Regions from separate parts of the Homo sapiens genome. Here region 1 is linked to region 2. A link is a loop called in an ENCODE intact Hi-C map of the cell type or tissue named here. Cell type or tissue: Calu3. All regions are shown on one strand. Each heading gives the region's core, and the rest is flanking DNA. Links, peaks and the distances in the headings are about the cores only.

Region 1 (5,965 bases), core at 454-5,453, 150 kb after region 2:
TTAACTGAGAGTATCACACTCTTAAAGGTCTGAAAGAAACATTTACCATCTATACTTTATGTGAGGTTTTATCCATAACAAGACCATCTTTCCTAGCCAGGCCTCTTCTCTCCCTCCCATAACCAGTTTTGCCATCCTGCAATCCCCCATTCTTTCTGTAACTTCAAAATGGTAGAAAAGCATCAACCATCCAGCCATTTATTTAGTTCTTGCATTCTGTATGACTCCTGTGAACATTAATATATTTGTATGCCTTTTCTCCTATTAATCTGCCCTTTATCAACTGATTTTTATGTGAACCTGTGGACAGTGAAGGGGAAATTTTCCCTTGGCCCTTACACAGTCATTATCCCCATTTCCTAGAGGTGGATCTTGGCTGGAAGAGACCACATGTAGACCACGTGTAGAGCTTGTCTGTGGGTGATCCCAGACTCCCTCTAGGAACCTTTGATTTAAGGTTAGTGTTTTTCTCCTCTAGTAGCTTGCCCTCCCTATAAGATGTTGGTACAAATGCTATAATGTTTAGTATTTAAATAGCAATGTGTTTTTTAAAAAATTGATATAATTATACAATCTGTATATATCCTCCTCCTTGTCAAGTGTGTGGGTGGGGGTACTTGAATGCTGAAAAAAATGTCCTGAATTACCTTATTTTTGAAATCACTTTAAAATCACTTGTGGCAGAGCAATTTCGGTCACTTACATTTAGATTGTGTTCTATTTCATACTGAAAGTGCTGAAACATTTGTGTGCAGGGAACAGAACAAACCATGAAAGCATGGTAATGTAAATAAAAGGCATGATTTTAAAAAATGAAATGTGGCATGGGAAATCTTCCAAAAAGTACCCATGATTACAGAAACAGGAGTTGACTGCAAATGAGAAAAATTAAATATATATCTGAATAAGGAAGTGTAATTCTTCTTTAATTCTTAAATACACAAGAATGTTTTATTGACCTGGAGATTTAATTCTCATCTAGAAATAAGTAATCCATTCACTTGGCAAGAATCTGAGCCTGGGCCCTCAAGTCAAACATGGTCATTGTAGATCAGAAGCTAGGGTGTGATATAACTGAATGGTTTATTAATTGGGAACAAACTTAAAAGGAACAATCTCTGTGCTTGACTCTACGACTAGGCCTAATTCAGATAAGCATTTCACACTTGTTCTATATAATTTAGTTCATAATATATTTACTTTTCTCTTTCACCGTTAATTTAGAGGTTAAAAACCTATCAGATGTGGCACGTCAAATCACCACTAATTTCCTTGAAAATTAAGATAAATAAAACAGGAACATATTTTACTGTGTAGATTCAAAACTATTCTGCCTGTTTCTTCCCCAGGGGAGGGCTACCCATGACTTCTTGTCAAATTTCAAAAGAAACTTTGAATATGTCGGTTTCCTCAATGGCATTGTACCCCCATGACACTGTACACACGAATGCACTTGTTAGTTAAATGAATTATAAACAAATTAGGAATGAGTAACTTTTACAAATAAATGAAAAATAAAAGTTTTTTGCCTACAACTGTAAAGCCAAAGATGGTAGCTCTGGAATTATTTTCATACTAAGAAATCAACTTGCCATATGTGTTAGTTTCATTTTTTACCAAATGTGTGTGTGTGTTTTTTAAATACAGCCTAAATCTCTAGGCTCATTTATATCTAGACTTACCATTTCTCAGATCAAGTTCTGTCATCTCCCAACCAAAAATGCATTCTCTTCTTATGAACAAAATGTAGTTTTACCTGTTCCCAAGCATCTAGTAACATGACATCATCTTCAGCTAAATCATCCTGGGTGAACTCTCCTGGAATCTCTTCAATCTGAAAGGTATAAAAAGCTATATGAGCAAAAAGTAAAGCAGTAATTTTTCTAATACATAGGATAGAAATGCCCTGTATTTTTTTTGAGTATAGTGAAAATAAAATTTGGTGGTAATTTTTTTCTTCTTTTTCACGTAATAAAAATTTAAATAATTGTTCATTGATTTGGCATCACAAACTAGTAGTATTTTATTTGGCCAGAACAGTATTTAATATAAACATTGCATTTGTGAAATTAAATAAGTCAAATATAAAGCTGGTGGAACCTTAAATTATTCTGAACTTTGAGAGGAATGCGGCTGTGTGGCCTGAGTCTTGAGGCATGCACTCGAGCTTTTGTCTTTTTTTCTGCAAATAATTAGGAAGACCAAAGAGTGCCAGAGATAAGACCCCCCTCATATCACCACTCCTCACAGAGTAAGAAAGTACTCTTCCTTGGAATGTATTCATAGCAATCTGTAACCAATCAAATCACTGTCAGTATACACTGGTCTTATATAAAAAATTACATAATCCTGCTAAAATTTCTCTGTTTCTGCCTATTGTCAGTGAAACTTTAACTCCTCCACTTTAAAATGCTGACCCCATTCATTTGGAGTCAGCGTTTTCTGGGTGGCTATCCTCAAGCCTTGCATCTCAATAAACTATATATTTAAGCGTATTTTCTAAATCTCATCCTTAGGGTTGACACATTTGAATGCCCACATATATAGTCAATTTGCTCACAATCCTCTGTACTTCCAGTCCTTTATGAATAGTTGTTTCACAGATTTATGTTGCCTATCTAGTTCCTAAAAACATTTGAGTTTATGGTCTGAGTATTAAATTATCTTTCATTTTGTAGGTTAGGATTACTTTTAAAAAGTCAATAGGGCTGGGCGTGGTGGCTCATGCCTGTAATCCCAGCACTTTGGGAGGCTGAGTTGGGTGGATCACGAGGTCAGGAGTTCAAGACCAGCCTGGCCAACATGGTGAAACTCTGTCTCTACTAAAAATACAAACATTAGCCAGGTGTGGTGGCAGGTGCCTGTAGTTCCAGCTACTTGGGAGGCTGATGTAGGAGAATTGCTTGAACCTGGGAGGTGGAGGTTGCAGTGAGTCAAGACCGTGCCATTGCACTCCAGCCTGGGCAACAGAATGAGACTCCGTCTCAGAAAAAAAAAAAAAAAAAGAGAGAGAGAGAAAAAGTCAATAGGCCTAGTCATTTTAATAAATCAAAAAATTTCAATAAGATGACATTATAACATAATATTTGCATGTACAAAATTTTTTTTATTTTTAATGGGTTAAATTGTGTTAAATTATAGTTAGCATTAAAGGGTAATGGAAGGGTTAGCTTCATCCACCCATTGGTAATACATACCAATGGGCATGTATTAATCTAAAGTTCAGTATTTTTAGAGAATTCTGAGTGAAAACCCCCCTGATCCTTACGCAGGAGTTTGGATTATGGTTCCCCATTCTTTATTCACTCCCTCTGGCATGTGACTTTGCGGTGCTATGGAGCTGACTGGGGCGTTGGCCATGTCATATTAGCAAAGGTGACTCAGCAAGGGCCTTTTTGTGTCCTTGACTTTGTCACTGGAAAAATATGTATAAACTCAAAACATGCGCCCAGCATAGATAAACCTAGTTCCTGGCAGCCTGCAGACATCTGAGCATGACAATTCATGTTTGTTCTAATCTGATGAGATTTTGAGATTGTTATACAAAATAAACAAAACAAAAAACCTTGACCATTTAGAAGGCAAAGGATTTGTTTATATTATCTTTTTAGAGGACATACACCAATCACATAATCATTTTAAAAAGAAAAACTTTAGCACTTAACTTGACGTCAGCACTGTTCTAATGTTTTATATGCAACAGCTAAGTTAATATTCACAGCTCTATGAAGTAGGTACTAAGATTACCACCATTTTAGAGTTGAGACAACTACAGCCCAGACAGGCTCAGTAACCAGCCTAAAGTCACACAGCCAGCAAGTACTACCACCAGATAAGTGACAGCACATGGGCAGATTGGTTCTAAAAGCTGTGCTTTTAGTTAATAAGCTCTGCTGCCTTGTAGCTGCCTTGTAGGAATCTACACGTGTAAAGCCTACTTTCTGATAGTAATTATAAGATCAAAGATTTGTTAGCAACAATCCTTTGCCTTAAACTATAAAGGGAGCAGAAGGGGTTCCAAATATCAAACAAGAAAATGAGTTGGTGCAGAGGAAATGTATATTTCTCTTAAAGGCTAATATATACGCATAACAAAAAGCCAAAGACTAACAGATCTTTTTTCTTTAAACACACTGAGAACAAAGCCTAGGTACTTATTTTTGTAAAATACATTTTTCTTGGAAACAAACAACTAATTTATAGCAATGTTAATAAATAATTCTAATAAGAAATTATAGGAGCATATGCTGAAAAATAAGTTGCTTGGATGCAATATCAAGTCAAAACAATAAAACAGCAGATTTTTCTGATGACAAATCTATAAAATATAGCAAGTTCAGGGATTTCCTGTAAAGTAGGTGAGCAAATTGTGGTATACAGCAACCAAATATTTATCTCAATGCACTGTTTAAATCTTTAACTTGTAGGTCAAATCATTTATAACCTTCAAGGGAGACTTGAACCACTTCATCTCAAATAATTTTATTTCTAGTAATCAAAATATCTGACAAAATACGTGGGAAATTTTCTTTCCTGTGTTGAAAAATGAAGTTTGCATTTATTCACTAGGGCATGTTGACCAAAATCTGTGGATCAAATTTTATATAAAAGAAGAATTCATTCTTTAAATGAAAAATTTACCAAAAACTTAGCACGTCAAACAGAGAAAGTATAACTTTTTTTTTTGAAATTTAGGTGAGAGGCTGTGGTTCAGGATGATATTTCAGAGCCTAGTGTAAAATCACTCCTGTATTCTTTTGTATTGGATGTTTGTTTGCCTCCAGAATTCCTATGCTAAACCCCTAGCCTCCAATGGCATGGTAGTAGGAGGTGGGGCCTTTGGGAGGTAATTAGGTTCAGATGAGGCCATGAGGGTACAGTGCCCCTGCTTAGTGTCTGTCTTTATAAGGAAAGAACACGACTAGAGCTTGCTCTCTTGGCCATGTGAGGACACAAGAAGGCTAGACAGTGGTCCCTCACCAGACATCAGATCTGCTGTTGCCTTAATCTTGGACTTCTCAGCCTTCAGAACCATGAAAAATAAATGTTTGTGGTTTAAACCACACAGTCAATGGTATTTTTGTGATAGGAGCTTGAACTAAGACATGCATACACATACTTCTAATTTTACTTCTGACTGGACTGGAAGTCAAAGCTTGTAAATGACTATGAAATAAAACATTCCTGTTGATATCAGTTAATTTGTAACTGCATATATAGCTTTCTGTGATTTTTGCCCAATGATCATAATATTTCCATAATATTTTTAATTCAGTCAATATGGTGAAAATTTTTACTCCGCTGGGAAATTGACATGTAAAATTTACATAGTTTGATCAGAAATAATGATTGCTGCCCACAGAAAATGCCAAATTATTAAATTAACACATCTAGCCACATATATATTCATACAGCAACTGCATGCTCACACAGGTGTAAAGTAGCTAGTACTTTTAAGAACAGCTTAATCTATATAGGACATCACAACATTAATGCTTTCACATTAATTATATCATTAATCCTTAAAATACCCTGTGTAAGGAACAGAAAACCAAATACTGCAGGTTCTCACTTATAAGTGGGACCTAAATGATGAGAACACACGGACACATAGAGAGGAACAACACACACTGGGGGCCTATCGAAAGGTGGAAGGTGGGATGAGGGAGACGATCAGGAAAAATAACTAATGGATACTAGGCTTAATACCTGGGTGATGAAATAATCTGTACAACAAACTCCCACAACACAAGTTTACCTATGTAACGAACCTGCACATGTACCCCTGAACTTAAAATAAAAGTTTAAAAAAAATACCCTGTGTAGAGCAAAGGTTGTCACCGTGGTTTGTAGGCAGGCTGAAACTGAGATTCAGAACAGTAGCATGTCTGAAGGTGTCAGAGCCACATGGGAATGCCCTTCCCGGCGTTGTTAGGTTCTATCTCACTGTTTTTTGTTTTTTGTG
Region 2 (5,965 bases), core at 428-5,427:
ACAACAACAACAACAAAAACTGATATACCCCTTCCCATGGATCACTTTGTTCCTAGTACAACCCAGATTAACACCAAATATTTAAGTCAAATTTCTGTGTACTACAAAATGTCCACCTGAAGTCCAAAATATATAGGTTCTTGTTAAAGACCTTGTTAATGGATTTTTTAAACATCAGGATATAATATGTCTACATAAAAGATTTTTCTTAAATCAAGTAAAGGAAATAATTAGCTCTTCCCCAGTAAATGTAAGATTGAGAATTATTTTGTGAGAAGGTAAGCAAATAGTTTTGGGAAATAAATACTCAGTTAAAAAAAAACAGTGGCTGAGATCATCCTGTTTTAACACATATTATGTTATAATATAAAACAAACATTTCTGAGGAGCCATGTAGAAACGAATCTTTTCTCTTTGAATTATTTTGTATTACTGGCCACACAGTAAAAAAGCGAATTCTGTCCGTCTGTGTTCACATATGTGTCATAACTGCACTTATTTGCTCTGCAAATACAAAGTTTAATGAGTGTAGACACTTGTACATCCATCACCGGGCTTGTTATACTCTAGGTTAATGCAGCACCAATCAAACGGCAGATATCTAAAATCTTGCCAATTCTCTGTGAAACATGCATGGTTTAAGTATATTATTATGTTAAACAAATAGAAGATGGCCAGGAAAGACGAATCCGTATCTTAAAACAATTGCTGTCAAATGAGTAATATGAAGTAGAAAAGGTATTTAAAGTTCAAATTAAAGTTTACAAGCCTTGGGAAGAGGAAAAATTGGTATTTTCAATGTTGCTTTGCCACATTCTTTAGTCTTTTGTTAAATAAAAATGCCAAGAGAGTTAAAAAATAAGAATTCTTCTTTAGCCTAATAAAAGTTTCTTGTTTGGACTCCATTTTCATATATATTAAAAAAAATAAGTTCTGTCTGAAGGCTGGGTTTTTAAGATTGGGCCAAAAAGAGACCACACCTGGTATGGCCTTACATCAATGCCACCATCATTCTGGGCTCCTAAATGTTCATGAAATTTCTTCTTCTGTCTAATCTTGCCTCATCAAGTCTCTTCAAAACCAAATCTAAAAGAGCCAGATGCAACAGGAAGAAGAGGACTCATAGAATTAGCAGATGATGTCTTCCTACTATTTGTTTAGTTTCCAGTAGTCTGAAGTGCGACTTTTCCAGTATGCAGACTAAGGGGTTTAAGGAAACTCTATAACCCAGATAAAGCACTGAGGTCAGAAAAATTGAAGAGAAATTCATCATAATTAAGAGCACAATTGTTTAAAAAAATGCAAATTTATTTCAACAACTGTATTTGAATATCTTCATGAAAGTGCACTCCATACATCTGTTTTCCTCCTGTGGCTATTTTCTCATCTTTCTCCCATGATTTTGGATCCTGCCTTCCAAGTAACATTCATTAAGCATTCAGCAAGATCATACAGGAGGTTTAAACAATGATGATTGTTATTCAGACACACCTCAAATCAAAACATGTCCTAGAAAACATAATAAATTTTGGAAGCCTGACTTACTAACCTTGTTAACTTGCATTACAGGAATGAGTCCTCTTCTTTGATTCCACTCTGTTTATGTTGTGTATAAATCAGGATTCCAATACAGAACAGATAGCACACTCAAATCAGGATAACTTGAGTAGGATGTATTTACAAAAAGACTATTTACAGAGGTGTGGGTGTAGGAGAATCACAATGGGTAGTGTAAGAATGCTAAGTTGGTAAGGAGTTAACACCCCTAAGTCCAAAAGGACACAGGGAAGAAGTTATTGAAACTGGGAGAGAGCCATGTGGAGAAGTTCACCTTGAAAGGGTAAGCGACCTTCCAAGGAGAGCACAGCAGCCCTAGGGGATCTGGCAGAGTCTCTTTCCTTCCTCTGTTTTCCAGCACACCAGGAAGCAGGAGGACATGGGAACCTTGATTGCCTCAAGCAGCAGTGCCACCTTAGGCAAACTTCCCATAAGCTATCAAGGGAAATAAAAACATCTAGATCTTTCGCAGTGGTTCTCTAAAGGCTCAGCCTAATTAAAAGCCAGAGGGTGCAGGAGCCAGGTGATAAAGATTATAAATGAGTCATCATCCTGGGGCAAAGGCAAGCATGGAAAAATGAAGTCTTAATCAGAAGATAGTCAACATACTCTCTGTGCCTACACATACTCCTTAACACACAAACAGACTCAAATACATCATTGAAAAGCTCTCAGAAAGGAATTTTCCTTGGAAATCACTTCATTGATGTCTTTCATGTTCAAAATTTCCACCATTAGATACTTCAGATATTTAAAACTTCTGATAATCTATAAATTTTGGATAGTATTGGTAGTAAAATGGAAAGGAAAAAAAGAAACTAAGTTTTTGAATACTAGCTCCTTTACATATCTTATCTCACTTAATCTTCAAAATGACTCTATTAGCTATACATTATTATCCATGTTTTACTGATAATTTGAAACTCAGATAGTTCAAATAACTTGCCTAAAGCCACATAGGAAATACAAGGGAAATCATAGAACCCAGGCCTGCCTGATTCTAAAGCCTATTCAGCTTATACTTCAGCACTGCTGCACTTGAGCACTTTAACCCAAAATAGTTTAATACTTTCCTGGCAGAGGACAGGGCAGGTAAGAGTTAACTAAAGATATAAAAGGGGAGAATTGGTCGTCCGGAGTCCAATGTCTATCAGGTAGAATATAAAAGGGAAATTCCTAAAGGTGAAAGGACTGGGATAGTTAGGAAAGAGTTGATATCTAGGGAGAAATGGAAATAAAAGGAGAGATTAAATACAATCTGTGCATTCCTCCCACTGCCCCATCTTGTTAAACCAGCCCAGCCACTTTTCAGTGTCCATGGACTTTGCACCTTAGGTTTACACCCTTCCACATAGGAAGCATTTTATAATGTCTGCAGTGATGCAATACCTCACCCCTAATAATAATTTCAACTGCCTCCCATCTTGCCCTACTCTTACCTGCAATGGACTAATGACTATCTTGAGGGCCGATGACTCTCCCGGTTGTATCTGACTTTGTACACGTGTGCTGTGACAGTAAAATTAAACCTGCATACTCAGATAGGAGGATGTTCTTCTCAAAGAGTTTACATCTTGATAGCATAAAATGAGTCAGTGAATCAAGGCAGGGATAACGATTTCATAGAAATCATAAAGGGAATATGCTATTAGACTTGAGAATTAATTTGCACAGAGAACCAACAACGTGGAACCCAAATATGAATGTGTCCTCTCTGCTTTAAGGAGTCTGCAAGCAAGAAACCATTCCACAAGCAAGAAAATCCATGCATCTGTCATTTTTTTCCCAGAGGCAAAAAAAAGCAACTGGAAGTGACTAGCAAGAAAGATTACAGAGTTATGCTCTTCTTCTTCTTCAAGATGGACTCAGTGCCCTACTATGGCATTCAATATTTTCTTTTTTAGAACAGAGCTAGAAACCTCTAAAAACAGAACACAAAGAAATAACTTCCAGGGTTGGGCAGGCACTCCCTGAGCAATGGGGAATTACCAGCATACTTTTATTTTTGACTCAAATTCCACAGTTGTCATAAGGCCAAACATTCTTCTACCTTCTTCCATTTCCACACTGGATTCTACAGAACTTATTTGTGAACGATACGTTTACCCAGCTCGCCTCCCTGCCTGAACTGTGAAATCATTTCAAACAGCTAACTGGATAAAAAGCTTAAAATAGGGTGGCCTTTATTCTTTATCAGCTTAAAATTGCCAAGCAGCAGCCAACTTAAGCTTTGAAGAAATGTAGAAGATCTTTGGAGCTATTTATATTTTCTTTACCATCCATGGAATGATTTAATTCAGAACTACAGTAAATGAGACTCTAGATCCTGGAGTATTTTTGATCAAATATCTGGATGGGCTAGGCTACTTTAAATTACTCATATGGTTCAGAAATCAACAGTTTGCAAATTGTTTGGAAACTGAGAGACAGTTTGAAAACACTGTTTCTCCATAAAATTCATACAAATCATAGTACATAATAATATGCAATATTTATATTATGATCAATATGTACATATATTGATGTGTCTTGATGCAAGAACTCCTAGTCTGTTAATGAGGAATGTAGGATTTAAGAAGTCTCTGCCACAAATTACCTGGGAATTTCTGGTGATGTCACTTAAACCCTATGCCTCAGATTCCTTTTCTGTTAAATGAAAAGGTTGGATTAATACAGTTTTCAAGTGACAATCTGAAGAGGATTCAGCTCTCTGAAGGGGTGACTTAGCTGCCATTACTGGAGGTGGCAATTAGGTCTTCTCTCAATCCCCCTGCCACCCCGCAACCATGATCACCATCAAAGCAGCTCCACATTTTTAGTTTTTGTGTCAGATTTTGCTTGAAGACCACTTTTAAAATCTTTAAAAGCACTGACTACTGTATCTCTTTGACCAAATTTGTGACTCTGAATTTTCATTTTCATTGACATATGGGTGTGTTTTTTTGCAAATCAAATATCATTTCCTCTGATGTATGAAATAGGTATTAAAAAAAGTGTGTCCAACAAGATATATATGTACAACAATGATAATCATATTTTATTCTTCTGAAAACGAGCAAACTCCTCTGCTTGGATATATTTCTATACTTTTCCTGATCCTAATGCTCTACTATTTACATTTGAACAGTTTAAGAAGACCTAAGTGGGTTTTAAAAGTTGGGTAGGAACTAACTGGTAACTGGCAGAATAACATCTCTCTTTGAAATGACTGAATTATATAATTGGTCCTCCAAAACACATAAATATACAAATATATTCTCCACACCTCCCCCATGTCTCCTTAGAAACATGCATTTAGACAGCCAAACAAGAGAAATGAAGATAAGTAGTGGAAGTAGACCCAGGATTGAGAAAGGAGTATGATTTTTCTGGTTCATCCCTCTGAGTTTAAAACAAAAATGGGGTAAGTCTGGACCTTACTCGACTAAAGCTGCCATGAAGGCCAGCACACAGATACGTATGTGCAGGTGTATAGAGATAGAGCAGGGAGGAAATAGAAGCCTAAATCCCTGGGGAGAAGCCCAAAGGAGGCATGGTTATGCTACCAGTCCAAGAAGAACTGCCAAAAGAACCCAGAGAGCTAATCCTCAAATTGGAAGCAGAGCCATGAGTAAACTGAGGACAATAACATGAGGTGCCAGCATTAAGTTAGAATCAAGGGACATTGAAGAATGAATTTCCTCAAGAAAGCTTATCTCAGATGACATAATTTTCAGATTTGCCACACTATTTTTGATGGACTGGAGCCTATCCTTGAAGTGTACCACACATCTTGGAGAATGGGATATATACAATCTTATGTGTGTGTGACTATTACTTTGACATTTTAATGCTTTGGTGCATTAACGTATATAATAATGTGTATTTTAATTATGTCATAGCATTTCTTTGAATAACAAGATATTTTCATGTCTCCCACAATTAAAGAAAACTGAAATTGTTTCACTACCTTGTAATCTCTTAGTCAAATTATAATTCTATCTCCCATCAGGATATGCTGTCTTTAATAAGATTGATATATTTTATATTGTTTGAAATTTTTCTTGTCCATTTAAATATTCCAGAGTAATTCTACTTCTATACAGTTGATAATTCCAGTTTTTCACAAAACAAAGCATACTGAAAATATCTACTACTGCTTCCTTAAAAATACACTTTCAAGATAAGAAAAATTTTGTTCCAGCCAATGTCTAACTGGCCCTCATATTTAAATATAGAGATGAGTTTCAAAAAATTTTTTGAGAGAAATTTTGCCCTCAGAGTGGAATTTCATGAGCCTTTTTTCTGGCCTCTAATCAGTCCCATAAATAGGTCAGATGTAGCATATTTCTCAACTGGCACATACACAATGGGTCAGTTATGATTTCCACAAATTAAAATAAGCAGTAGTAGGTTTGGCAATACACAC

The links. Peaks named below come from ENCODE experiments on the same cell type or tissue, not always from the same donor. Only the 100,000 strongest peaks of a DNase experiment are listed, where the experiment ranks them.
Region 1: it touches region 2 in a loop (3-fold over the local background); 2 of 110 quality-filtered maps call a loop at or near these places.

Annotation. Positions count from the first base shown.
Region 1 is chr7:12,645,336-12,651,300 of GRCh38, reverse strand. It overlaps SCIN (scinderin), which reads right to left. Exons shown (of 16, transcript NM_001112706.3): 14 at 1,757-1,834. Among named protein-coding and RNA genes, the nearest start is that of ARL4A, 39 kb to the left of the region's middle. In Calu3, for the core only: no CTCF peak of the experiment used is centred there; DNase peaks (open chromatin) are centred at 1,020 and 3,370.
Region 2 is chr7:12,798,317-12,804,281 of GRCh38, reverse strand. No RefSeq gene overlaps it. Among named protein-coding and RNA genes, the nearest start is that of ARL4A, 110 kb to the right of the region's middle. In Calu3, for the core only: no CTCF peak of the experiment used is centred there; a DNase peak (open chromatin) is centred at 2,861.